Regions from separate parts of the Homo sapiens genome. Here region 2 is linked to region 1. Evidence: chromatin contacts called from ENCODE Hi-C or POLR2A ChIA-PET data. All regions are on one chromosome and are shown on one strand. Each heading gives the region's core, a stretch centred on a gene start or an enhancer-like site at or near the end of the contact. The rest is flanking DNA. Distances are from core to core; before and after follow the strand shown.

Region 1 (4,518 bases), core at 200-2,699:
CAAAGTATGGGTAAAGGCAGAAGTTATTTTTATGGGCCATCTAGAAAAAAGCTCAGGTAAAGAGACAGGGCCCACTAAAAGGCAATCTCTTGTCTCCTACTAGGTACTGATTTATTATAGGCACAAAGGGGGAAGTGTTACTTGGGTTCCATGCATCACTTACTGCATCTCTCCAGGAGATTCGGCATCTGCCATCCAGGTGCTGGCTTGATCTGCACTCTTTTTCTTTATAAGATCCAGTGAGATTATAGCCAAACTGATATGACTGCAGGGTCCCTAAACCCCTTGGCACACAACACTTGGATGTGTCTTTTTCAGCAGATATGATCAGCTTAACATCTGGTGGTTTCCCTCATTCTGTATTCATGCTTAGAGGCCAGAGTGAGCCAAGGTGATATGATTCTCTTAATGCTTATGTGATTTTGTTTGAATTTAGAGGAGGGCCAGAAACCAGAGCCCATTACTTTGCCTATATGATGATGTAATTAAGTACAAATTGGAAAAGGTAGTTGGCTTGCCTGTTGGTTGGCCCCCAACCAACCAGTGTGACTGATAAGTGTGACTAAGAAAAATAATTTTGGTAATGCCTCATCTCACCACCTGGCTGAATCACAAAGTTTAGAAAGCCTGAGACTAGCTGCCTGGTTGATGGTTTGTACCAATGTGCTGTGCATCTACCACTGAGATGCTTGGAGACCTCTAGTTTCAGATCAGTGCTAATGGCCTCAAGCCTAGGAATAAGCTGATTAAGGAGTTCCAAAGGTTAGAGCAGAAGAAAAACTAATCACCCTCAGGAAGGTAGTGGTGTGAAAAGCCAGCAACTACATATGAATGGTGCAAGCATTGCTGTTTTTTCAGGACTGTTCAAAGCAGCAAATGATAGTTAAGCATCATTCCTATCTGGGCAGTATCACTCTGTTGGTCACAGCATGTCCTTGAAAAGGTAGAGAGATCTTGGTTCACTATCTGAGCAAGACAAATTCATTCCATGGCCAAGGCAAGATGTTAAATAGTAATTGTGTGCCCAACTCTCTAACACACACTGGATGCTTTTCAAATGACCTTGTAGATGGAAAGACTTTCCCCTTTGGCTTCATATACAAGGAAACAGCCCTGTGTTACAGACTGAATGTTTGTGTCCCTCCCAAAATTCATATGTTGAAATCCAATCCATATAGTGATGGTATTTGGAGGTGAGGCCTTTGGAGCTAATTAGGTCATGAGTTTGAGGCCCTCATGAATGATATCAGTGGTCTTACAGAGAGAGCTCACTTTCTCTCTCTTTCCACCATAACAGGATGCAACACAGATCAGGAGTCTGAATCTCAAAAGAGAGCCCTCACCAGAACTCCACCATGCTAGCACCTTGATCTCAGGCTTCCAGCCTTCAGAACTGTGAGAAATACATTTCTGTTTGTTTTGATAAGACACCCAGTCTGTAGCACCTTGTTACAGCAGCCTGAGTGACTAAGACATCCTGCATGCAGCTGCCCGTTTGCTTTTTGAGTCACATAGGCCTATAAATAGGAGAAATAAGGGCTACTGCTAGCTCCTGAGGATATACATGCATACCATGCATACCATTTTATTGTGCTTCACTTTATTGTGCCCCACAGATGTATTTTTTAGAAATTGGCGTTTGTAGCAACACTGCATTGAGCATGTCTATCAAAGCATTTTCCCAATAGCAAGTACTTGCTTCATGTTTCTGTGGCTTTGCCATTATTTATTATATCTGTTATGGTGATCTACAAATCAGTGATCTTTGATGCTACTCTTGTAATTGTTTTGGGATATCATGAACTGCGCCCACGTAAGATGGCAAACTTAATGGATAATGGTTGTGTATATTCTGACAATTCTACCACCAGCTAATCTCCCATCTCTCTCCCTCTCTTTGGGCCATGATGTTTGCTGAGACACAACAATATTGAAATTAGGCCAGGTAATAACCCTACAATGGCCTGTAAGTGTTCAAGTGATAGGTAAAGTCATACATCTCTCACTTTAAATTAAAAATTGAAAACTAGAAATGATTATGTTTAGTGAGGAAGGCATGTTGGAAGCCAAGACAGACTGAAAGCTAGGCTTCTTGTGACAAAGAGAAAGGCAAGTTGTGAATGCAAAGAAAAAATTTTTGAAGGGAAGTAAAAGTGCTACCCTAATGAATACATGATTATATGAAAGCAAAACAGCTTGTTGCTAATATGGAGAAAGTTTGTGTGGTCTGGATAGAAGATCAAACCAGCCTCAACATTCCCTTAAGTCAAAGCCTAATCCAGAGTAAGGCCCTAATTATCTTCAATTCTATAAAGGCTGACAGGGGTAAGGAAGCTGCAGAGGAAAAGTGTGAAGCTAGCAGAAGTTGGTTCCTGAGGTTTAAGGAAAGAAGCTTCTTCATAGCAAAAGTTCAATGTGAAACAGCAAGTGTTGAGGTAGAAGTTGCAGTAAGTTATCCAAGAAGATCTAGCTAGGATAATTGATGAACGTGGCTATACTAAACAACAGATTTTCAATAGAGACAAAACAGCCTTGTCCAAGAAGAACGTGCCATCTAGGACTTTCATAGCTGTAGAAGACAAGTCAATTCCTGGCTTGAAAGCTTCAAAGGACAGGCTGCTCTCTTGTTAGTGGCTAATAGAGCTGGTGACTTAGTTGAAGTCAATGCTTATTTACCATTCCAAAAACCTAGAGTGCTTAAGAATTATACTAAATCTGTCTGCCTACACTTTAGAAATGGAACCATAAAGCCTGTTTACAGCATATCTATTTACAGCATGGTTTACTGAATGTGTTAAACCCACTGCTGAGACCTACTGCTGAGAAAAAAAATTCTTTCAAAATATTACTGGTCATTGACAATGTACCTGGTTATCCCAGATCTCTGATAGAGCTGCACAAGGAGATTGATGTTGTTTCCGTGCCTGCTGACACATCCATTCTGAAGCCCATGAATCCCTAAGGAGTAATTTTGACTTTTAAATATTATTATTTAAGAAATGTAAGGCCAGGTGCGATGGCTTATGCCTGTAATTCTAGTACTTTGGGAGGCTGAGGTTGATGGATTGCTTGAGCCCAGGAGTTCAAGACTAGCCTGGGCAAAATGGTGAAACCCCATCTCTACAAAAATATGTATATATATATAAAATTAGTTGGGCATGGTAGTGTGCACCTGTAGTCTCAGCTACCCAGGAAGCTGAAGTGGGAGGATTGCCTGAGCCCGGGATTTGGATGCTGCAGTGAGCCATGATCTTGACATTGCACTTCAGACTGGGCAACAGATCAAGACCTTATCTCACACACACAAAAAAAAGAAAAGAAATTTATTTTGTAAAGTTATAGCTGCCATAGTTCTTGATTCCTCTGATGGATGTGGGCTGCATAAATTGAAAATCTTCTAGAAAGACTTTGCCATTCTAGATGCCATTAAAAACATTCATGATTCATGGAAGGAGGTCAAAATATCAACATTAATAGTAGTTTGGCAAAAGTTGACTTCAATCCCCATGGATGACTTTGAGGGGCTCAAGACCTCAGTGGAGGAAGGAACTGTAGATGTGGTGGAAAGAACAAGAGAACTAGAATTATAAGTGGTGCCCGAAGATGTGACTGGCTTGCTGCAATCTCATAATAAAACTTCAACATACGAGGAGTTGCTTTTTATGGATGAGAAAATTGGTTTCTTGGGATCGAATCTACTCCTTTTGAAGATGCTATGAACATTGTAGTAATGACATCAAAGTATTTAGAATATTCCACATACTTAGTTAATAAAGCAGCAACAGGGTTTGAAAGGATTGACTGCACTTTTGAAAGAAGTTCTACTGTGGGTAAAATGCTATTAAACAGCATCGCATGCTACAGAAAAATCTTTTATGACAGGAAGAGTCAATTGATGTGTCAAAATTCACTGTTGTCTTGTTTTAAGAAATTGCCACAGTCACCCTAACTTTCATCAACCACCATCCAGATCAGTAGCAGCCATCAATATTGAGGCAAGACCCTCCACCAGCAAAACAATTATGACTCTATGAAGGTTCAGATGATCATTAGCAATTTTTAGCAATAAAGCATTTTTACGTTAAGGTACATACATTTTTTACACCTAATGTTATTACACATTTAATATACTACAATATAGTGTAAACATAACTTTTATATGCACTGGGAAACCAAAAGATTTGTGTGATTTGCTTTGTTGTCATATAAGCTTTATTATGGTGATCTGGATCTGAACCCACAATCTCTCCAAGGTATGCTTGGATTAACAACCTGTGTCTCAGCTCCGAAACCTTTTCTAAAGCAGTATAAAAACCTGGTAGAATCAGAAGGCTTCATAAGATGCAAAATATGTAAAGAGATTCTTTGTTAGATTTAAGGGATCCAGATGTAGTGTACGAAGTTATATAATCACATTCAGATCCCTAGTATATATGGTTATTGTTGGAATGCACCTGTTTTTTTTAACACCTTCACAATAAACCTGTGGGGGTAACTCCTATTATTGCCCGGTAAAGG
Region 2 (3,974 bases), core at 318-2,817, 270 kb after region 1:
CAAATTTCAGTATCATTCAAGACAAAACCAAGTCTTAGCTTCCAGGTGAATTCACAAATAACTGGTGTCAAAAATCTCTTGACACTTTTCTCTAACACTTAAGTATATGAAACTCTTTTTTAAAAATTCCACGTCCAGGTAATCTGAAGATCAAGAAGAAAGCTTTTCTTACAGTTTATGAAATTATAGATTCTTACAATAACAAAAAGCACATAGTGTCAGCATGTATAAAGTGTTATTGATTCCTCTTTCATATGCCAAAATAGTACTTTCAAAAATGCGGGTTAACAAAGGCTATTCCTTTCCTTTTTTGAATGACTGCCCAAGAATGTACATACCATACTTTTGGAGAAAATCACTTTTGACAGAAGGAATTGTCATGGCAAGAGCATACAAATACAAGGCCATATGGTGTCCTTTTCTGAGGTAAGAGGCAATAACCCAACACACTTAGGAGTTTATTCCCTTTCTGAATTAAGAACTTGGTGTTGCCCATGTAAACACATGAAATGAGAACACACTCATGCTGTACTAATTACATACAGGGACCTCTGCTGTTATCTCCGCTGTTTAGCATTATCCCGTAGTTAATTCTGCTTTGCTTTAGTTGCAGCCAAAGACTAACATAACAAAACAGTGTCTCCCTACATGGGACCCTCTGTCAGCCACATGCTTTCACTGCATAAATTATTTCTTGAGAATGAACCTGAGCCCTTTGTGAGATGCTGAGTTAAGGCCAGGAGTAAGAGACTGCTGCAGCCACTTCAGCCAGGAATTCAGTCAGAATCAAATTTAGGAAAAAGGGAGTAATGCAGACAGACCAAGAAAAGAAGTCAGTTGACTGCGGCCAAATGCACACAGCAATGGCCAATTCTCATTGCAAAAGCCTTTGCTTTTGTTCCTCATGCCTGAAATAACGACTCTGTTCTGCAAGCTACTGGGCCAATCTACCTAAGCAATAGCAGGAGTCATGAGAAGTGGGATCATGAATATAGATGCTTTTGGGAAACTAAAAGTAGACTGAGGATTTCTTTTTGCCACTAAAAGAAAGAAATTAATGATCGTGAAATCAATGCATACTGTAATTGCTAAAGTGAATATGTTATTTACTGCAACAAGAATTCAAATGAAAAAGACACCTATATCTATATAGGCTGCAATGGAGGCCAAAGAGAGGTGGTAAGATGTGGCCAAAGGTATCCAGCTGCACAGGACAAAGATGGCTATAGAACCCAAACCACTATTCTCTAAATTGTTGGTTCTCTTCGCCAAGCCACGCTCTCTCCGGGGTCCACTTCTAGATCAAGCAGGACTCGGAGTACATCAAGCTAAATGAGGTTAGCATGAGAAAGGAAAGAGGCTGAAAAAGAAAGAAAATGCCCATCCAGCCATCGGTCTGTGCAGAGTCATGGAAGATGGGCCTTCTTGCTCAGTGTTGCAAAAAGAGAGTTCTTATCAGCTCTCCTATCGACTCCCAAGCCCAGTCTGCAGTGGCGCCCCTGGCCTACTTACAGGCATTGGAAAGAGGCAAATCAAATGCTGCCAGGGAAGAAAACAACAGAGGAGGACTTCTATTATCAAACCTCAAAGCCTCCGCAGCTTAGCCTCAGCCTTCTCCTCTGTCCCGGAGCCCACTTGCTGACCTAGACAGAGATATTTCGAGGCATGGGTGTAGCACGTGCATACGTGACCCCAATCCCAAACCCCCAAGCAATGAAATTTCATCTGGATTTTCAATATTAGTTAGCATAACTTTGGAACAGAAGTGGCTTTTTAAAAGACTGAAAACATGTATTCGAGGTAAGAATGTTGTCCACATCAAAGAAAAAGAAGGAAAGCACTCCGTCCTATAATTTGTGGGAGCAAAACGATAATCTTAGAAACGATCTATCCAAGACCTAGCATTTTATAAATGAACTGAGAATCAGAGAGGCAGGTGCCGGCTCTCTGAAATTCAAAACACTGAGTTCCCAGATGTCTTGATCAACCTGAAACTTTTGAGTGAAGTCAAACCCTGGCAGAAAGAACACTCAACCTCAATGTCAGAGTGCCAAATTTTGCGTTAACCCATGCTATCAATTAGCATAAAGATTGAAAATGTCATTCACCTGTTTAAACCCAGTATACTAATATGCAACAGGGAAAGATTAAGAGCTTGAAACACATGATCTTTCAAGTTTTTTTTCTCAGATGTAAAGTTCTATGATTCTGTTCTGAACTGAATAAGAATAAATAACAAGAAAAAAATGTAAACAGTTTAAACTGCAGTTAAAATAATTACTTTCAAAATTTTAAACTAACAAACTTTTACAAGTATACCCTCATTTTTTATAGATTTTCTTCCCTGGCCTCTGCCACACATATTCTTCTATCTACAAAACTAGAAGGACAGTCTGACCTTAGCATTTAAGGGTAACAGACAATGAGCCCGACAGACAATTAGCTGTTAACAGTTAGATATATTTAGCATTTAAGAAATGTACTATCAGTACACTGAAAGTATTTGGAAAGTTTAGTCATCAGCAGATAGAGCATGAATCACGTCCATGTCACCAGCAGACCACTTATCTAATCACCCCCACTATAAATGCAAGACTCTGTGTCTCCAGAGCTGGTTTGTTTCATATTTTAGCTCCACGGTCACAGGCAAATTCACTGAACCAAAATAAAACCTTCTGACTTGCTGTTTTCACTGTCCTAAAATGGGTTAGTGATGTCTTGCCCACAGAATTCCACACCATGATCTGAATGAGTGGAAAAAGATTCTGTCTGGCTCACAGCAGAGATGATACCAAATGGCCAGTAAAGAGGCCGACTCAAATTCCTTTGAAGGAGGCACCGAGGTGGTGGATTCAGCAAAAGGCTGTGAAGTTTATGTAAAATTTCACTCATAACTTCAAACGCACTTAAAATAAGTTAACAGGCAGGTTTTCTAAAAGAAAGTTTCTTAAAACTACATTATAGTTCTCATGATCATCTTTTTAATAAGCCAATAACCTTTACTACCATGAAGTATGTAGGCTCTTATAAATATCTTCTAATTAGTCATTCAAACCTTGTTTTACAGGAAAAGAGAAAAACAACAACAACAACAACAACAATTTCCCGAGGATCCCTGCCCACATTCAGAGTAGCAGATTTACCTACTTCAAAGTGGAGATCAAAGCCACACTCTAAGGCTCCTTATTTCCACAGGCTGGCAAGCAAACAAGGCATACAGGCTTTGCAAGAGTGTATCCTAATTCTCTTACTGAAGAAAAGTCAACAGCAGAGACAACACAGAAAAAGGAATCAAAGAGGCCAAATCTGTGGACTCAAAACAATAAGAAAAAATAAATCAACTTTGCTAAAATTTAAGAATGCCAGGGGGGTAGGTAAATGCACTGGGAAGTATGTGTGGACTATGATGATAATAAATCTCCTTTCAATACAACTGATATTTATCAGACCTTGAATAAAACACTGAATGTGGATACTATAGTGCAAAGCATCTATATAGGAATTAGGACAGTGGAAGTATGAGGTAAGCTGCAAGTGTAATTTGAAAGTTTCCAGCAGCCAGATTAAAAAGGTAAAAAGAAACAGGTGAATGGATTTTAATAGCATATTTTATTTAACCCAATATATCCAAAATATTATCATTTCAATATATAATCAATATTTTAAAAGGAGACATTTTATATTCTTTTTTTGGTACTTGGTCTTCAAAATCCAAGGCAACCACATTAAAAATGATCAATAGTTACATATGGCTACTGGCTACCATATTGAACAGAACATTTAAATACCTACATAGTTAATCATCTGGAATGCAGAAGTGTCAATATACTGAGGTAAGCCAGCAAAAGGAAAAAAAAAAAAAAGATGATGAAAAAAAGAAATATGTTTACCAAAGACGTGGCACAAATATTCTCCACTGCCTAAGAAGGGAAGGCGAGGTAGATTTAGCATAACTAAAATAAGAATGATTTGGA

What was found. A loop is a pair of places that touch in the nucleus more often than their neighbours do. ChIA-PET counts read pairs that join two places held with the same protein, here RNA polymerase II (POLR2A).
Region 2: a loop to region 1 is called in a map of endothelial cell of umbilical vein, with 2.4 times the contacts of the local background. The contact joins two enhancer-like sites. A Hi-C loop is called at or near these places in 2 of 168 maps with a recorded cell type or tissue (PC-3 and endothelial cell of umbilical vein). POLR2A ChIA-PET finds 5 or more read pairs at or near these places in 1 of 52 experiments (BJ).

Annotation. Positions count from the first base shown.
Region 1 is chr18:27,837,847-27,842,364 of GRCh38, forward strand. No RefSeq gene overlaps it. Among named protein-coding and RNA genes, the nearest start is that of CDH2-AS1, 81 kb to the right of the region's middle. Within about 2 kb of position 1,450, at least 2 of the 41 ENCODE cell types and tissues checked have a DNase peak (open chromatin) inside an H3K27ac peak, as active enhancers do; they include endothelial cell of umbilical vein, where a contact is called at or near this core.
Region 2 is chr18:28,109,627-28,113,600 of GRCh38, forward strand. All of the region lies in intron 2 of CDH2 (cadherin 2), which reads right to left. Among named protein-coding and RNA genes, the nearest start is that of CDH2, 66 kb to the right of the region's middle. Within about 2 kb of position 1,568, at least 4 of the 41 ENCODE cell types and tissues checked have a DNase peak (open chromatin) inside an H3K27ac peak, as active enhancers do; they include endothelial cell of umbilical vein, where a contact is called at or near this core.